Linked DNA regions of Homo sapiens: all the other regions are linked to region 2. A link is a contact called in ENCODE Hi-C or POLR2A ChIA-PET data. All regions are on one chromosome and are shown on one strand. Each heading gives the region's core, a stretch centred on a gene start or an enhancer-like site at or near the end of the contact. The rest is flanking DNA. Distances are from core to core; before and after follow the strand shown. Region 1 overlaps KCNJ1 (potassium inwardly rectifying channel subfamily J member 1). Region 2 has its middle 43 kb from the start of ETS1. Region 3 overlaps FLI1 (Fli-1 proto-oncogene, ETS transcription factor). Region 4 has its middle 120 kb from the start of MIR6090. Region 5 overlaps ETS1 (ETS proto-oncogene 1, transcription factor). Region 6 overlaps LOC124902789 (a long non-coding RNA gene).

Region 1 (2,942 bases), core at 231-2,730, 220 kb before region 2:
AGGGCCCACGGGCCAGCCTGGACTGCTTCACCCAAACACACCTGGGCAGCAGCAGGGAAGAGCTTCTCCTGCAGACCCTGGGAGAAGAGACATCTCCCACACTAGCAGAGGTTCTGTTTAGCAGTGAGGGTGAGCAGAATAATACTTTCCGTACTCCAAGCTCTTGTGGCAGAGAAAATCATTCTGATGGTGGTGCCTTCAGGAGCACAGTAACCACTTGCTAGAGAAGGCAGGTGCTGAGTTCAGCCGAGGTTCCAACAAGGGCCCAAAGGCATGGGGAAGTGGGTTGAGAGTTGAGGGGAAGTCGGTCGCGACTGTACTGTGTGACAGGCACTTTACATGTGTGTTTTTTCTATCCCAGCTTTATTGCAATATAATTCTCATAAAATAAAACCCACTAATTTGAAGTGTGTAAGAGGTGGTTTTCAGTGTATTCACAGAGTTGCACAGCCATCATTACAATCAATACCGGAACATTTTCATCACCCCCAAAAGAACCTGGTGCCCATTAGCAGTCACTCCCCATCCGCCTCTTCCCCAGCCCCTGGCAGCCACCAGTCTAACTCTCTTTCTCTGTAGATTTGCCTATTCTAACATCTCATCTACATGGAATCATACAATCTCTGGCCTCTTTCACTGGCCAAATGTTTTCCAGGTCCATCCATGTTGTAGTATCTACCAGTACTTTATTCCTTTTTAGAGCTGAATAATATTCCACTGTATGGATATGTCACATTTTATTTATTGATTCATCAGCTGATGGACATCAACTGTTTCAAAAGCTTCCACTCTTTGGCTATTATGAATAATCCTGCTATTCACATACTCATTTTACGTGGATATGTGTATTTCTCACTGAATCCTCATAACAACAAAGGCACTAGAATCATCAATATAGTATGGAAAAGTGCAGCTCAGAGAGGTTAAGGAACGTCTTTGAGACTGAAACGCTTCTTTTGATTTGGCTTGATTTTGATAGAATGGCAAATAAGTGGAAATAAAGTGGAATTTAATTTTACCTTTTCCAGGTCATTATACACACCACTGAGTGAAAAGAAACAAGGAAAGGAATGAGAGAAAGTGCGTCAGCAGGCCTTTTGTAGGTACCACCGGCCTCTCCTGAGAGGTCGGTCTCAGTGAGGGCCCTGAGCTTGCCTGCCTTGGCATGGCTCTAAGGTCTAGGGGGATGCCCCCCTTCCTGCTTGTCTTCCTTGTTTCAGAGGCAGACACGAGGATTGGTCAAGAGCAGTTCAAGACATTTGCTGGAGGACGCAGCTGGGAAGTCTCCCGGGCAGTGTCCTGTTCTGAGAGGGCTCCTGGGTGGGCTGTGCCCGGTAATGAGGATGGGGGCATGCTAAATGCCAGCAAGAAGAGCCCCAGTGAGAAGACTCCAGCATTTGCTGAAGGGCAGCTCTATGGCATGGAACAAAGGGTCACCGAAGCTGCTGGCTCTGCTCCCTCTGGCTCCAGGGCTTTCCCAGAAAGCACTTGAACATGGGAGGGTGGGTGATATGACGTGCCGCTCCATTAATGTAACTCTGATGGCTTGGCAGAACCCAAGCCGAAACTGGTAATCATTGACCCTTTGAGGGTCAATGATACCCGTGGGCATAGCAACGGAGTCAACAGAAATGCTGGCTCTTCCACTAATCCCCTAGAGCCTGGCTCTTCTCACCTCCTTTCTGAGAAGCAGGATGCTATTGCAGCCTGCACAGTAGCAAGAGCAGCCCAGGATTAAAGGCCTCACAGATAGGGACAAGATTGCCTCCTTTCATTCAATGCATGGCAGGAGCTTGAAGGAGAAACTGGAGTTGCACGTAGTATGACTCAAGGTATTAACAGCTTGATCACGTTCTATGTCCAAGTGTGGTCTAAGCTCTTTCCATCCATCTGTAAGATAGATATAAAAGCCCCCATTTTTCAGATGAGGAAATTGACACACTGAATACCCAATGTTAGAGCTAGTAAGTGACTGATTTCAGATTCAAACACTGGAAACCCACTTCTTAAATCTTACCCCATAGGCCACTTGTTGGGACTGGGACAGAGAAACTTCAAACACGCTAAGGTGTGGGCCTAGAAGGCATCCAAATCCCTCTCCAAACCCAAGCACGTGGTGCTCTGTGCCTTAGATCTTGTGTGTCTGTGGAAGCTGGGCTACACCAGCCTTCTTTGCCTCATGCAACATAATGAATACTAGTCTCCGAGTGTCCATACTGAAGACATTAGTTGAATTTTTTCCATTTTATAAATTGTCAAGGTTGGGCATCCTATATGTTTTCTTTAAAACAAAGTGTACATTCTTGTTGCAGACGCTCGGTAAAGCATGTTCAGGCCTCCCGTCCACATGGAATCCATTCCTTTCTGGTCTGGAAAGACTGAGTTGATTTAATACCAACCCAAACCACACAGAACTAGAAGGGTCAGACTAATAACAGATCTCTGCACACATAATAGCTACAACTTTTTAATAAACACTGGAATTCCTTCATTAAACTCCAGTGCCATTTGAGGTGGGTGGCTGAATATGAGACTTAAGAACAGTTTCATTACAGATTTATCCGGTTTTTAGAACAACCATCTCCTCCTCAACACACACACAGGATAAACAAGTGGAAGAATGATTATTTGATTTGCAAAAATTATTCTTCACTTTATAAAATAATCCACTATAGGATTCCTATAAATATCTAATATCCTAATGCATATGTAATATGATTCACCATACACAATTTCTGTCTACATACATCTTTTGAGAGTATACAGTGATTTCAATATGGAATTATATATCTAGATGTGTACAATGATATTTTCAAGGCAGTGGTGTTCTTTTTAATAGTAATAAGAATAAACAGACCATGAGAACAGGAAAGACTGTGGATCATTGTGTTAATTTACTTTTCAATCCTAAATTCACTAGAAACTAGAATGGGCTAGTTAGG
Region 2 (2,915 bases), core at 29-2,528:
ATTTGATGCTTCCTTTTCATATAATTTTTCCCCATAATGAGATATCACCTTACAATAGTGAGGATGGCTGTTATCAAAAGAACAAAAGATAAAAAGTGTTGGTGAGGATGTGGAGAAATTCGAACTCTGGCGCAGATGGTGGGAATGTAAAATGGTATAGCCGCTATGGAAAACAGTAGGGAGGTTCCTCAAAAAGAGGAAAACAGAACTAATATAGGATCCAGCCATTCCACTTTTAGGTATTTATCCAAAAGAATTGAAATCATGATCTTGGAGAAATATTAACATGCTCATGTTCATTGTAGCACTGTCAAGATGAGCTAAGATGTGGAAACAACCTAAATGTTCATCAATGGGCGAATAAAGAAAATGGGTAGATACAGACAGTGGAATATTACTCGGCCTTAAAAAAAAATGAAAATCGTGCCATATGTGACAACATGGATGGACCTGAAGGACAGTATGCAAAGGGAAATAAGCCAGTCACACGAGCATTAACTGATTTTCCTACATGCAGTAAGCATCCTCTTAGTCATCTCTTCTTACTGATTCCCTGCCTCTATGGTAGCTTTTATTAAGGTGGTCGACCAAGAATGGGAATAATTATGGCTATTATTTGTTGGGCATTTATTCTGTGCCAGTCCAGGGCTATGTGGTTGACATTTCTCTTTCTAGTCCTCACGGTGGTCCCACCTGGTAAGTATGGGCATCAGTGTGACATGTGGCGGTGAGTCCAGGCTCCGGACTGCACCACATGCGTTCAGCCCTGTTTTTTTCAGTTAGCAGCTGTGAAGGCTTCTGACTCACTCCAGGCCCTAGTTTTCTTATTTGTACAAAGTGGGTACTAATAGCACACAAACTAGAGGGTTTTAGCAAGAACTAAATGAGCTAACACATGCTAAACACTTAGGACAAAGCCTGCACATAGTAAGCAATTAAAAAAATCACTTTGTATTCTACATTATACAGAAAGAGAAAGTGAGTTAGAGAGATTAAGTAACTTGTCTGTGCTGGAATTCAATCCAAGGCCTTTGACCTGTTTTATGCCAAAGCTCAATCTCTTCTCAACTATGTGGGAACATGCAGAAATAGCTTGTTGTTGTCAGAACTGGGTTTTGAATGCAGCTATTGGGTTTTGCCACACGCTAACCTGCCTTTGGGCCTAGATGGTGGTTTGTCTTGGCTGGTCGGATACGGAGGGCTGGAGGTTCCTCATTTTATCCTCTTTTACTGTACCCCTCTACGTTGGCCTTCAGGGGGCGCCATTGAGCTGTATTCGCTAGGTTCCAGGAGGAAGGACCTCAGTACAATTTGAAATTACACATGATGAAAAGAAAAACTCAAAGGCCGAAATCCAAACTGCTAAGACTTTTGTCTTTATGAAAAAACAGTTCCTGAAAAACAAAATTCCTCCCCTGGAAGAATGAGAGGACTTTTCAGAAGTCAAGGTTATTGCAATGTTTTTTTTTTTTTTTTTTTCTGTGCTCAACATATCTGTACTTAAAAAAAAAAAACAACAAACAAAAACTATAAAGTTACTTCAAAATAGAACAAAACAAAAAAGCACCAAAGACACTGAAATACAAAAACTTTGGAGACCGGAGATAATTTTCAGAACCTGCAACCTTAACCTTGTCAGGGAAGGTGTTCTAAAACCTGTCTCTCCATCCACAGAATAAAACAAATGTTTAACTCTGGTTAATGCTAACAAGGATCTAACACATCAGAGAGCATGGAAGCCCTGGAAAATAATTGCGACCAATTTTCCTTTGCTGATTTGCCAAATCTGAGGTTCCAGACGGCATGACTTCCCTGGAAGCATTCAACAGGAAAGCCCACCTGTCTCCATGGCCAGCCTTAGCCCACCTGGGGCCTTGCCACACCTACTATCTGACCTCTGGCCTAATCCCAATGCCAGCCTGTGAAGCCAGCTTCTATGTGGAACCAGTGCTCTTGGAGAATTGTCAAAGCCCTATGATGACCCTTTGTCCACAAATGGTGTACAGTCTGATCATTCTTTGTCTCTCTCTCTCCTCTCAGGCATACATTAAGTGTGGGAGAGAGCTATCCTGCTCAAAAGAGAGTGCTCCCCATTCTGACACATCTGGAAATCATCTGGCAAATGTCTTCTGACCGTCTCTGAGTGAAAAAGCCTTCGAGTGCATCAGCCCATTTCAGCTCCACAACTTTCTCTTGTGATCATCCCTGTTTTACAGGATATGGAGGGGTAAGGTGACTTCAGTGTCACCTAGCTCCTGGAGTCGCTATGTCGAGGTTCTGGCTCTTTTGATTTAAGTCCAGGAGTCTATAAATGACCAGATCTTCCACTTTTGCTGAGCAGAACCTGAGGCTGAAGCTAAAATTCACACAGCTTCATCCTTCATTGGCTGTCTCTCCTCACCTTTGCAGGGCTTCCTGGGGCTGTCCTGATAAGAGAACCTTTGCTATGATCCCCTCAAATCCCTCCCTTTGGCAAAATGATTAGGGCCTATCTGATGGAATGTGAGGTACACTCAGAAGTCCCCTCCAATCTCCCGCAGGGTCCCCGATTTTGATCTTAGCCTTCCTGGCTTCATGCTCACCACTACCTGCTGCAGCCCTGGCCAGAATCCTTCCATTCTGTAGAATGCAAACACCTTCAGAAGGGGATGGCTACTTTCATCCCTAAGGTCTTACTGTGATCTGGTTTAGAACTCTTTTCTTTGCGGAAGGGGGAAAACTAGGAGTAGGAAGCAAAAGGAGAAGGGTCAGGAAGTGCTAAGGGGAAGGGATGGGGTGCTGCCTTTCCATGTGGCTGACGGCCGAACTTGGTTCTGGGTGCATGGGTTCTGAAAGCACCCTCGATGACACAAAGTGTGTTTAAATACAGGGTGTCCTGATGTGGGATGCAAAACAACACCCACCCTCTCCCCCGG
Region 3 (2,778 bases), core at 238-2,737, 150 kb before region 2:
TCTTTTCTCTGGGCTGCACTGCTATATCAACAGCTCTGGCTGAGTGTGCAGGAGCGGGAGGGTGCAAGGCTCTGGGATCTTTAAACAACAATCCTGGCTGACTACTGGGTCCAGGGAAACCTGGCCTTTTGTTCAGCTGGCATTCTGTTCTCCTTCACCAGTCAAACCCAGGCCTGGAAGTGATAAGATTGCACCAGCTTAATTGCCCAGACTCAAAACCTCTGCCCGACCATCTGAGGCTGCAGGTGGAAAGACCAGAAAATGCAAAATGTGTTTTCCATTAAAGTTTAAATTAAAAATGGGAATGAAGATAGACACCCTTTCCGTGGTCTCCCGGTCGCGCAGTTTCATTCTTTTGAGCAGCCACTGTTTGAAGACGCAGTTTCTTAGTGTTTTTTTTTCCAGGTCAGACCCAGATTGACATACAAAACGAACTTGTTTGTAAAACTTAAAAAAGGCTCTTTTTCTTTCTGCCTCCCCACCTCCCCCGGGGCCTCGGGGCTCCCAGCCTTGCGCAAACTCCCCCCAGCGGCCCTGAGCCTGAACTGCCAGCCCGGCGCCCTCCGTTTCTTCGAGGTCCTTCCCCGCCTTGGCCTGAGAAGGGACAAATCTCGTTCCCGCAGCAGCTGCTGCGAAGGCTCCTCTGCCACACGGGGTGTGTCCGGGAGAGATACTGGTGGGGCCGACAGTCAGGCCCAGAGAAGGACAAAGTTAGCGTGGTGATAGGTTTGGCTTAATCGGCCTCCTTCCAGGAGGCCACAGGAAAGTTTTTGGAAAGCATTTATCTCTTGGTACAAATGACAACAGAAAATGCTGTGGGGGAAGTGGCCGGGCTGCCCACGTGGAAGGCCGGGAGTGAGGCTGCCTTGCCTGTGTGGCGCAGGCTGGCTTGCTGTCTCCAGGGCCGGGGGAACGTCGGCAACGCGAGGCCAGGGACTGGGACTCCAGAGGCCCTAGTCTGAGATGCCAGGTGCTCTCAATCGGCTGGATGCCTTTGAACCAATTTCTGAAGCTGTCTGGGCCTCAGTGGGTTCAGCTTCAAAATGGGTACTGTAGATAGTTGTCCACAAGGGGGCAACCTTTTTTCCTCTGAAGACAGAGCCTCGGTCTATCGCCCAGGCCAGAGTGCGGTGGTGCGATCTCAGCTCACTGCAGCCTCCCCCTCCCGCATTCAAGCGACTCTCCTGCCTCAGCCTCCCAAGTAGCTAGGATTACAGGCGCCCACCACCACACCTGGCTCATTTTTGTATGTTTAGTAGAGACGGGGTTTCACCACGTTGGCCAGGCTGGTCTCCAACTTCTGGCCTCAGGTGATCCACCCGCCTTGGCCTCCCAAAGTGCTGGGATTGACAGGTGTAAACCCTGGAGTTTCCCAGGACTCATGGGAATTACCCCCAAGAACCGTGGCCACCCCAGCCATCACAGTCCTCCTTGCATTTCCTGTGGTGGTGGGGGGGAGGGGTGGGCGCCTGTGTGGCGTGTGACACAGCTCCTCTGGCACAGCTGACACGCCCAGGTGTGAAGAACAAGCACCTCCCTAGCATGCCTGGCCATCAGACAGGGTCTGTAGGGGCACAGGGAACTGCTATTTCTTCTCTACCCTGGAAAATACATTTGCATTTAAAATGTAAAAGTCTAGCTCCCCTCCCAAACCACCAGAATAAATAGTCAAGCACCTTTTGTGAAATGTAAATTTGATGCCAAAGCTTCTTATCCTATGAAGTTTTCCTTTTTCTAGACTTTCTATAAAGCCCAGAAAGATTAGATCAGAGAAGTGCCACCAACTTGGACTCTACTGACTTCCAACCAGCCACAGTCTCAGGTCCCCGATTCTGCTCTATCAACTTTCCTTCACCCTGCAGTACTTCCTCCACCGGAGTGAAGGATCTCAGCTATTTTCCATCCATCTCTTGCTAAAGTGGAAATATCTGAGCCCCACCTTCCTCTCCAATGAAAGGACAAGATGATAAAGCACAAAGAATCAGCACCCTCTCCCCTTGCCTTGACTCATCGCCTCAAACTCTCCACAAGCACTGGCCTTCCTCCTAAGCACAGAACATCCACTGGAAGTCAGTCTGGAAAAACAATAAAGTGTTTGAAGGCTTTAAAAGCGTTTAAAGTGCTGGTTGTCACGGGGGAGTTCCCAGCAATCCAGAGCAGAAACAGAGCAGACACGATCGCCAGCCCATGGCCTCCTGCAGGCGCTTAGCAGCCAGCCACCACCTCACACTAGAGGGTCCCCAAGGCTGGAACCCCAAGGTAGACACCAATTAAAAAGCAGCATGAATCTAAAAGCCTTTTGCCTGACAGTGGATCATTTTAAGTCTAGGTTCCTCAAAAGGATATTTCAATACCATGTTGGGGCAAGTTTTTTTTTTTTTTAATTTAACACGATTATTTTAATTTTTTGCTTTCGCAGGCAGACATGGTTTTTCTATCAGTGCACAGACCACTTTATAATGAGCTTTTCCACCCAACATTGTATCCTAAGCACTTCTCATGGTGTTTCCCAATAATCATTTCAATGGCAGAACAACTACTTCCCATCTTGTGGATGTACTACTGTTCGCCACCATCCTCCACTCTGGATATCTGCCCTGCATTTTCAAATGTCTTCAGTATACAAGCTGGATTCCACCTCCTCTCCACTCTGGAAATATGCTCCACTAATAAGTCCCTTTTGGGAAACCTAATATTTTTATTGATTTGGGGGCACTTTCTGTCTATAAATATTCTTAAAAAGAAAGAAGCAATTTGCTTTTTCTTGCCATGCTATAC
Region 4 (2,917 bases), core at 276-2,775, 230 kb after region 2:
GGATCTGCAAATAGAGTAGTACATGGAGAAAAAGCTTCTTATTATTTATAGGCCATTCTCGTTGCAAGAGATTTAATCATTTTAATATGAAAAATATGCATGGTCCATCTGGTGGCTACCTCTTCACCTCAGTTGCTTCTCTCAGCAACCATGCCTGTTGGCATATACTGTAGTTGCACAGGGAACTAGTTTTGAAGTTAGAAGACGAGTTTTAATTTTATTTCCTTTATTACTTATGTGACTTTGAGTAAATTACTTTTTTCTTTCTAAATTTTAGGTAACTCACCTGCAAAATGAGAATCAGAATATCCATTATGCAGGAATTCAATGAAGATTCAATGACATAATCGTCTGTTCAGTCCAGACCCTGAAATATAGCAGGCCCTTGGTAAAGGTTAATTGATTCTAGATCTGTTTGGAGTTAGAAAATAGCTCAAAAGTATAGGCCTTGACACTACTCAAAAACATACTAGCTATTCTTCACCAAAACTGCTTATCCACAAATAACTATATATGTAAAATAAGAATAAATGAATACATAAATATAAATATATATATATGACATCAACATATACAAGCTTTTTTGTTATGGCATTTCACACTGACAGAATAATTTTTATAATGATATGAAACCATTTTATTTTTGGTTAGGTTAATGCCCCTTTGCTGTTAGAGCCAGCAAATGCCCAGCAAAACACGAGAAAAATTAAGCATCTAACCTCGTTGGTTCAGGATTGGTACTTTGTAAAGATAAGACACTTAGAAGATAGATACAATTAAAATAAGACAAGAAACAAGGCAGAAATTAGAGGTGACATATTCATTTGGACGGCCATCAACCACAATCTACTCAGCTGTATTCCTAATTAGTACTTAGGCATCTTAGTTTCTATCCAGCTTCTAAGCCTAATTACTTCCTCGACCATTATTTATTACCTGGTGTGGTAAGACTGATGCAATTATTCCCATTTCATAGTAAACATGAATAAACCAGAGGGAAGCTAAGTAATTTCCTGAAGGCACCCAATGTCTGTTATGGAGTTAGGGTGGAATTCAGACAGGCTTTGAGTAATTTTAAAATAAAATACCTTTAGCAGAGTGAAGCTGGGTTTGCCTAATAACCTCTATTAAGTCGTGAGCACAGGGCCATGTGTGAAAGTGGCTTACTGCATGTTGAATGTTAAGTGAGCGAGCACACTCCACATGGCTAGGGTAACTATTTTATAACTCACCATTCAAAGCGGAACACCTCTGATTGTGAAAGAGAGCACTATAATAAATATTCTGGAGCAACATGTATAAACAAGACTGTCATGGAAATTTCAAGACATATGATCACACTATCTAAAGCAGATCACTCCAGTGAGCCATCTGAGGTTCTTGGAATAGCAGAGCCACTCTCTGCAAGCAGTCTGCAATTTGACCCTGGAACTTGCAGCCCAGGCTTTCTTGAAGATTCTTGGTTTAGAATCATGGAAATGACATCATCCTGAATCAACTGATCATATCCTCTTTTGTGCCACATTCAGTGGGTACCATGTGCTAAAGAGAGAATTTCATGTAATTACAGTTGATTACATAAATGGTTCTTGTCACCTTAGTCTACATAACTGAAGTCAGAGTTTCTTGAAAGTAGCATAGAGAATCATAAAAATTATTTAGTGAATCTCTAGAATATGGTATTTCTTTCTTTGGGTAAAAATGCCTGTTTCTTTCTCTTTTAACAAGTTTTTGAAGAAACTGGTTTTAAGTTTCTGAATCAAACACAGATTTTTCTTAAACTATTTGCATCTTTAATTTCCTCTTTTAGGTCTCCTGTGAAAGCTCATTTGGTGGTTTTGTAATACTTCAGTAAATTTAGCTCCTGGTATGTGATTTAAAGAGAACTATTGAACACTGTATTGTGATATAGTGGAAACAATACAGGACTAAAAAGAATAGTGTTTTGTGTTTTGATCCAAGTTTACCATTAAGTTGCTCTTGACTTGAAATGAGTTATTCAAGCTTTCTAGGTCTCAGTATTTCTCTCTCTCTCTCTCTCTCTGTCTCTGTTTCTGTCTCCCCACCTCCACATATACAGTAGTCATGCATCACTTAAAAACAGGAATACATTTGGCTGGGCACAGTGGCTCATGTCTGTAATCCCAGCACTTTGGGAGGCCGAGGTGAGCAGATCACCTGAGGTCAGGAGTTCGAGACCAGTCTGACCAATGTGGAGAAACCCTGTCTCTACTAAAAATACAAAATTAGCTGGGGGTGGTGGCGCATGCCTGTAATTGCAGCTACTTGGGAGGCTGAGGCAGGAGAATCGCTTGAATCCGGGAGGTGGAGGTTGCAGTGAGCTGAGATCGCAACACTGCAGTCCAGCCTGGGCAACAAGAGCAAAACTCTGTCTCAAAAAAAAAAAAAAAAAAAAAAAAAAAAAAAAAAAAAAACCACCACCACCACCAACAAAAAAACAGGGATACATTCTGAAAAATGTGTCATTAGGCAATATTATAGTATGCAAACATCCTAGAGTGTACTTACACAACTCTAGGTGGTACAGCCTACTACACACCTAAACTATATGGTATAGCCTATGGCTCCTAGGGTACAGACATGTACAGCATGTGACTGTACTGAATACTGTAGGCAATTGTAACACAATGGAAAGTATTTGTGTATCTAAACAGAGAAAAGGTACAGTAAAAATACAGTATTATCATCTTATGGGAGCACTGCGGTTGGTCATTGACTGAAATGTTATGTGCAAATGATTATATATACACATAGATATATACAATACATAATAAATAGATATACAATATTATATATATATATATATATATATATATATATTTCTGTACCACACAAGCTGTGTCCATTCATCAGTTGATGAACCTTTGAGTTGTTTCCACTTTTTGGTTATTATGAA
Region 5 (2,700 bases), core at 67-2,566, 160 kb after region 2:
AAAAATATATTTTCTGTTGTTTCATTCTTCTTTGTAATTCCATTATTGTATATTCAGTTGCTCCTAAATTGTTCACCTCTTTAAGTGTCTTTCTCTCTCTCTGTCTATATATATGTATATATGCAGATTTTTGTAATAAGGACTTAATTTACATTTTTATAAACTAAAGAGAAGCAGAGATTACTATTTCCATTTTAGGAAAGGAAAAAGTAAAGCCCAGAGAGATTAAATGAGTTGCATAAGATTGCATATGGTGATTCAGGTAAGAACTGATATCAAAGCCTCGTACCCTCAACTCCCTACCCGGGGCTTTCCCACAGGCATCATATATTTTAATTTTATAGGATGCCGTCATCACTCAGTACTCCACTGCCTGACATGTAAAATGGCTTTTATTTTTAAATTTTTTGACACTCCTCCTCCTTTCGTTTTTGATCTAACATGCAAGAGACATGAACTCGGCAGTCAAAGACTGGTTTTAACTGATTTGAGAGCTGTTTTCTCACTCTTTTTCATGGTTAGATACTGGCTATCTCAGCAACAAATACAAGTTTATAAAGTTGTTGTTTGTTCATCATCGTGTTCAGCAAGTATGCTTTCCAAACACCTGTCAGAATGTTCTTTGTTGTTTGAGTTGAATTATTGGAAGTTATATTCCCAATCACTGCCCTTGAGTTATTAGCCACTGATACAGGAACACGTTTATAGAATATACTGACACAGAGTGAGTCTTTAAACCACGGCCGTATTGGCCAGTTATAGAATGTTATACATGGAGTGTGTTAGAGATGAGATAAGATTGGGTCAGGGTGGGGCAAAGAAAATATACAACTCAGAAGAAATGAGAGACATAGAACTCAGCCAAAATATCAAGCACTCCTGGCCCTTAATCTTCTTAAAATAATTTTCTCAGGGTCTTGATTGCCAGTCAGTCCAGCAATACAGTTTCTTGAGTTATTCATCCTCAGGCAACAAGACTTTGTGCAGCTTCAGGTTGAGCTTGGTCCAGAGGCCAAGAAACTGTCAGGATGTTTTCTGTTTTGTCCTTAAACTTAATGGAAATCAGGAGATTTAGGGGCCTTTGTGAATGGTGATTTAGAAGAGGGTTGACAGAAAGGGGTGATGCTTGGACTGGGGAGTCACCCACCCCACCCTCAGAGGTGCGTCCTCCTGTGGTAGCATGAAAGGCAGATTGATACACTTGTGAACAGATGGGTCATTTCTGGATTCGAATGTTCTGTTTTTGCCATCATCGTTTGGCTGTGGGTAGAGACACCTGGCTGGAAGGGAGGGGCCAGCAGGCCTGTTCCTCTGTTTTAGGGCCACCTGCCAGATGTGTGCTATCAGGGCAGAGTCAGCCCTATTGCAAGGGTGACCAACCATGAGAGTTTCATAGGTTAAAATAAATGTGGTGTCCTGCCCACACCGAGGTATTTGATTTGACTTTTAGAATAGAGCTAAAGGGATTAGCTTCTTAAAGTAGCAAATTAACTCCCAAAGGACAGGTAGTCATTTTCATTTTTGGGAACACGTTGATGAAATGCAGCCTGAGGGTCACCCATATTGTTTGGCCCCAAATATTGTTTAATAGAGAGAAGCCATTTGAGCGGACTTTCTAATCCATATGCCTTTCTTCAGAGGAGGTTTGTTTCAGTAATGTAATTTAGAAAATATTTAATGAGTACCTGCTGAAGACAAGCTATCATACCTGGCATTGAGGATATATGGCTCAGTAAGATATAGTCTGTGTTCTCAGGGAGAACATGTCAAATGACACAGTCATTCAACAGCAAAGAATTTTTTGTTTGTTGGTGTTTGTTGGTGAGGCACTGTGCTAGGCTTTGGGTTGAAGCAGTGAAAAAACAAAGTCCTTGTCCTTACAGCATATATTCTAGTGATGGGAGAAATGGACAGAGACCAAACCAATGGGGTGGTCTTGGTGTAAGCCATGTACTATGGAAATATGAGGAGACTGCCTGGGAAGGTGCCTGCCCAGCGTTGACCTCCTTCTGTTTGGAAGAAAACTCCTGTGTTCTCCTCTCAGCAGAGCACAGGTGACAAGAGTGAGAACTTGTGGTTGAAATGGAAATGAGGAAGGAGTAGAAGGAAAAAGTGAAGTTCAACCTGACCCTGTTCACTTGCTGTGAGGATGTCCTTGTCACAGGCAGGCAACTCCCAGATCTGGAAAATGAGAAGAATGATACTGACAAATCGGGAAATGGAAGGGATTTCCATCAAGAGCATGTTACTAACACCTTGTCCTAGCCCATTGCTATATATGTATTTATGCTGCTCAGTTCTCAGCCTCAGGGCAAGGGACCAGAATAGCAGGGGATTTTTAATAACCAGCTCCTCATTGAGACAGATAGTGGGCCTTGCAGCTCCCAGACAAGGAAATATGACCCAAATGAGCAGTAATTTACTTGAAGCTTTACTTTTTTTAAAAAGTGAGATTGTTGCCTTAGATTTGAGGAGCCTTGGGGGTCCCCTTAGGGGGTGAACATCCTTGGTGTGATTTGCTTTGTAGGCTTGGGAGCTCTCCAAGTTCCTACCTGGTATTTCTTCTTCAGAGCTTGTAGCACGTTCTTCAAATCAGACCTGTCAGTGTGTAGTAAGAACTGTCCTCTTCTCCAGAGGCTGAGAAGAACAAAGCAGTAGAAGGAAATTCCCCTGCAGCCGCCTGAGAGGGAGGGTGGAGAG
Region 6 (2,940 bases), core at 200-2,699, 180 kb after region 2:
ACATTTGCAACAGATAAAAATCAGTGTTTAAATTCTGACTCTACCACTCAAGTTTACACACTCAGTTTACTATGTGACTTTGGGAATACATGTAACTTTTCTGAGCCTCAGTTTCCTCAAAATAACAATAGTGACACTTACCCCACAGATCTATTGTGAGGATCAGTGAAATACTTTCTATTGAGGGTCCAGGGTAGAACTTGACATATAGTAAGCAATGCTCAAGAAGTGTTTGACTTCTCCACTCTCCCCTTGCTTCTGCTGGGAAGCTAGGGAAGAGCTGTGGGCTCAAGATGGAGCCCATTCTTGGCAAAAGCCTGCTGGTGGGCCCAGGGAGCTTCCCTCATGACTGAGAAGGTCAGCCTGGATTTTCTAACACATCACTAATGGCCTGTTCTTGGCTCTAAGAGGAGAGGACTGTGTGTGTATGTATTTAAAACCACTTTGGGTAGGCCTTCCTGGTGGCTTCCTAACCAGTATGAAACAAACGGTTATATGTTGGTTTCAGTCCAGTTCCCAGCAGACAATCTTTTTTCAAAAAAACGTATGTGTCAGAAGGTATCACACAACAGGGCCACAACTGGCAGGAAGTAGCCCCCCATTATGCAACTGAGCCAAAGTTCTCAGAAGTGAATGAGCCATGGAAAATTAGAACCCCCCACTGAGCCTGGAGCTTGGTCTCTGCCAGAACATTTGGACAGCCAAGCTATGCTATAAAGAAGGAAAAAAGCAATGTGTATGTATCAGAGGGATGGGGTTCAGTTCTTCTAGTTCCTTTCCCAGGCTCCCATTTTGCACACAAGGATACAAGAAGGATGCTGAAGACATCCTAGTGTGAGAGCCTCAATCTTCCTCTCTACCAACTCTGATCCATATTGCTGCTCAAACTGGGATTCATATTCTCTGGACAAAGCCACATGCAGGCTCTGAGAGAGCACTGACCAGCTTGTATATATGGAGGTCATTACGTGTCAGACTCCCCATTCTCAGCAGTGCTTCAGGCTCCAGCCTTAATCCTAGATCCACTACCCCCTTGCAGTTGGTCCTGGGAGAGATTTTTGGGAGTCAGAGACTCCATTCCAAGCTGAAAGAACTTGATCAATGAATGTTTCCTTCACAGTTGTAAACTGGGAGATGAAGGAAAACAAATGAAGCTGTTAAAGGCCAGGGCTCAGAGTACATTTTCGGAATGGAAAGAGACTATATATAAAGAAATAGCAAAGGAGGAGTGAGCTGGTCTGACTGCAGGGTCTTACCTGAACACAATTCACAGGGAAAACTGCTGTGGCCCATTGCTCCCTGAGCAACCTCATGGGTGTGCTCTCCCACAGCCCATTCCAAACAGGTGACCAACCTGTGAGTCAGGCTTGCCTGGGCTGGAGGCAGCTGATACAGGGAATTCACCATTTCCATTCCCGTAACCTGAAAGCGTTGAACTTTGGTCTCTGAGGTTTCACTCCGACAGGGGACAAAACAACCCTTGTTTTTATAACTTGCCTACAGGTTATAAGGAAGGAACACTTTTCTTCCCTCTCCCACCGGCTGCCATACTTGGTCTTAGGTTTGTTTTTTTTTTTTTTTTTTTTCCTCTGAGCCACCCACCTCTTTCCTTGTCTCAGGTCAGACTTTCTTGGGTTTCAGATTAACTGTGCTTGATTTGTGACTCTGACATTTGGATAATTCACTTTCCCATTTTAATAGTTAACTCCCAGAGTCCAATGTGCCAATTCCTATGCTCGTAGACAGTAATGTATTTCTGGGATTCTTCTATCCTACCAAGCATTCTTTACTCTCTGAATTTCAGAAATCCGTCTTGAGGGCTTAATTCTCTTAGAATCAAAATACCGACTTCAGAAGCAGGCAGACCTAAGATCAAGTTGAGGGTCCTTGGACACATAACCATAAGTCTGAATCACTGTTTTCTCTTTTGCAAATGGGATAATACCTACTTGATAGAGTTGTTATATTGTTTAAATAGAATCATGTAATAAAGTGACTTTTAAAGGACCTGATACATGGCAAATGCCCAATAAATATTTGTTTCCTCTCCTTTATCCATTCTACAAGGTAGAGAGTCCCCCTTAAATTGTTTCATTAAATATTAGTTTTATGTATTTTTAAAAGGTTATATATATTGAAAATTTAGATAACATGAAAATATTCAGAAGCCAATTAGAAAACTACCTGATATTCTTCACTATTGAAATTTTAGTATAAATCTTTTCAGCATTTAATTATGTACACATATATTTGATACCAAACATGATTTTTATAGAGGTAAAATTGATATACAGTGATATGCACAGATTTTGAGCAGTTTGATGAATTTTAATAGGTACATTTGTGTAAGCAATACCCCAGAAAATTCCAATATCCACACCCTACCGTCAATCACTATTCTGATTTCTATTGGCATAGTTTTGCCTGTTCTTGAACTTTATAATTTATGGGCATTGGGTATAGTACTGAAAGGTTTTGCCTCAATAGTAAAGCAAAATTAGCCCGAGAGTAAATGCTGTTCTGTTCCTGCCAAATAAAGCTTAAAGGCAAGACTCGAAAGGGTCAAACTATTTCCAAGTAACTTAACTCAAGAGTATTTTTAGGAATACAAAAATATCCACCCAGTCCACAATGTCTGGCATCCAATAAAGAATTACCAGGCATACTAAGAAGCAGGAAAATATGACCCATAATGAAGAAAAAAATCAGCCAGTTGAAAATTTCCAAGAAATGACACAGACGATAGAATTAGTACCCAAGGACATTAAAAGAGAGTAACAATTTCACATGTTGAAGAAGCTAGAGAAAAGACCAAACATGCCAAATGCGATACAAAAGACCTAAGTCAAAATTCTGCAGTTGAGAGCTATATAACATATGACATGAAAGATACATTGGGTGGGATTAATGGCAGATTCAACACTGTGAAGTCCCAGCATA

Evidence for each region. A loop is a pair of places that touch in the nucleus more often than their neighbours do. ChIA-PET counts read pairs that join two places held with the same protein, here RNA polymerase II (POLR2A). Pooled maps may share reads with other maps.
Region 1: a loop to region 2 is called in a map of GM20431, with 2.5 times the contacts of the local background. The contact joins two enhancer-like sites. A Hi-C loop is called at or near these places in 7 of 168 maps with a recorded cell type or tissue (B cell, CD4-positive, alpha-beta memory T cell, GM12878 and 4 more), 14 of 37 single-sample maps with no recorded cell type and 12 of 50 pooled maps. POLR2A ChIA-PET finds 5 or more read pairs at or near these places in 3 of 52 experiments (OCI-LY7, activated B cell and activated naive CD4-positive, alpha-beta T cell).
Region 3: a map of endothelial cell of umbilical vein shows a loop between it and region 2 (2.5-fold over the local background). The contact joins two enhancer-like sites. A Hi-C loop is called at or near these places in 2 of 168 maps with a recorded cell type or tissue (GM12878 and endothelial cell of umbilical vein), 1 of 37 single-sample maps with no recorded cell type and 6 of 50 pooled maps. POLR2A ChIA-PET finds 5 or more read pairs at or near these places in 3 of 52 experiments (OCI-LY7, activated B cell and activated CD8-positive, alpha-beta memory T cell).
Region 4: a loop to region 2 is called in a map of OCI-LY7, with 2.9 times the contacts of the local background. The contact joins two enhancer-like sites. A Hi-C loop is called at or near these places in 1 of 168 maps with a recorded cell type or tissue (OCI-LY7), 1 of 37 single-sample maps with no recorded cell type and 2 of 50 pooled maps. POLR2A ChIA-PET finds 5 or more read pairs at or near these places in 2 of 52 experiments (activated CD4-positive, alpha-beta T cell and activated T-cell).
Region 5: a map of natural killer cell shows a loop between it and region 2 (7-fold over the local background). The contact joins two enhancer-like sites. A Hi-C loop is called at or near these places in 23 of 168 maps with a recorded cell type or tissue (B cell, CD4-positive, alpha-beta T cell, CD4-positive, alpha-beta memory T cell and 18 more), 37 of 37 single-sample maps with no recorded cell type and 24 of 50 pooled maps. POLR2A ChIA-PET finds 5 or more read pairs at or near these places in 19 of 52 experiments (B cell, CD4-positive, alpha-beta T cell, CD4-positive, alpha-beta memory T cell and 13 more).
Region 6: a map of Caco-2 shows a loop between it and region 2 (9-fold over the local background). The contact joins two enhancer-like sites. A Hi-C loop is called at or near these places in 5 of 168 maps with a recorded cell type or tissue (Caco-2, Calu3, MCF 10A and 2 more) and 5 of 50 pooled maps. POLR2A ChIA-PET finds 5 or more read pairs at or near these places in 10 of 52 experiments (CD4-positive, alpha-beta T cell, CD4-positive, alpha-beta memory T cell, CD8-positive, alpha-beta T cell and 7 more).

The regions. Positions count from the first base shown.
Region 1 is chr11:128,851,094-128,854,035 of GRCh38, reverse strand. All of the region lies in intron 1 of KCNJ1 (potassium inwardly rectifying channel subfamily J member 1), which reads left to right. Among named protein-coding and RNA genes, the nearest start is that of KCNJ1, 15 kb to the left of the region's middle. Within about 2 kb of position 1,480, at least 4 of the 41 ENCODE cell types and tissues checked have a DNase peak (open chromatin) inside an H3K27ac peak, as active enhancers do.
Region 2 is chr11:128,628,899-128,631,813 of GRCh38, reverse strand. No RefSeq gene overlaps it. Among named protein-coding and RNA genes, the nearest start is that of ETS1, 43 kb to the right of the region's middle. Within about 2 kb of position 1,278, at least 12 of the 41 ENCODE cell types and tissues checked have a DNase peak (open chromatin) inside an H3K27ac peak, as active enhancers do; they include B cell, CD4-positive, alpha-beta T cell, CD8-positive, alpha-beta T cell and 3 more, where a contact is called at or near this core.
Region 3 is chr11:128,774,965-128,777,742 of GRCh38, reverse strand. All of the region lies in intron 4 of FLI1 (Fli-1 proto-oncogene, ETS transcription factor), which reads right to left. Among named protein-coding and RNA genes, the nearest start is that of SENCR, 80 kb to the right of the region's middle. RefSeq lists an enhancer at 410-1,015. Within about 2 kb of position 1,487, at least 6 of the 41 ENCODE cell types and tissues checked have a DNase peak (open chromatin) inside an H3K27ac peak, as active enhancers do.
Region 4 is chr11:128,397,864-128,400,780 of GRCh38, reverse strand. No RefSeq gene overlaps it. Among named protein-coding and RNA genes, the nearest start is that of MIR6090, 120 kb to the left of the region's middle. Within about 2 kb of position 1,525, at least 4 of the 41 ENCODE cell types and tissues checked have a DNase peak (open chromatin) inside an H3K27ac peak, as active enhancers do; they include OCI-LY7, where a contact is called at or near this core.
Region 5 is chr11:128,467,952-128,470,651 of GRCh38, reverse strand. All of the region lies in intron 8 of ETS1 (ETS proto-oncogene 1, transcription factor), which reads left to right. Among named protein-coding and RNA genes, the nearest start is that of MIR6090, 53 kb to the left of the region's middle. RefSeq lists enhancers at 319-418, 429-478, 779-898, 949-1,108. Within about 2 kb of position 1,316, at least 7 of the 41 ENCODE cell types and tissues checked have a DNase peak (open chromatin) inside an H3K27ac peak, as active enhancers do; they include B cell, CD4-positive, alpha-beta T cell, CD8-positive, alpha-beta T cell and 3 more, where a contact is called at or near this core.
Region 6 is chr11:128,447,145-128,450,084 of GRCh38, reverse strand. The region is part of intron 1 of LOC124902789 (a long non-coding RNA gene); the gene reads right to left. Among named protein-coding and RNA genes, the nearest start is that of MIR6090, 74 kb to the left of the region's middle. RefSeq lists an enhancer at 620-1,819. Within about 2 kb of position 1,449, at least 12 of the 41 ENCODE cell types and tissues checked have a DNase peak (open chromatin) inside an H3K27ac peak, as active enhancers do.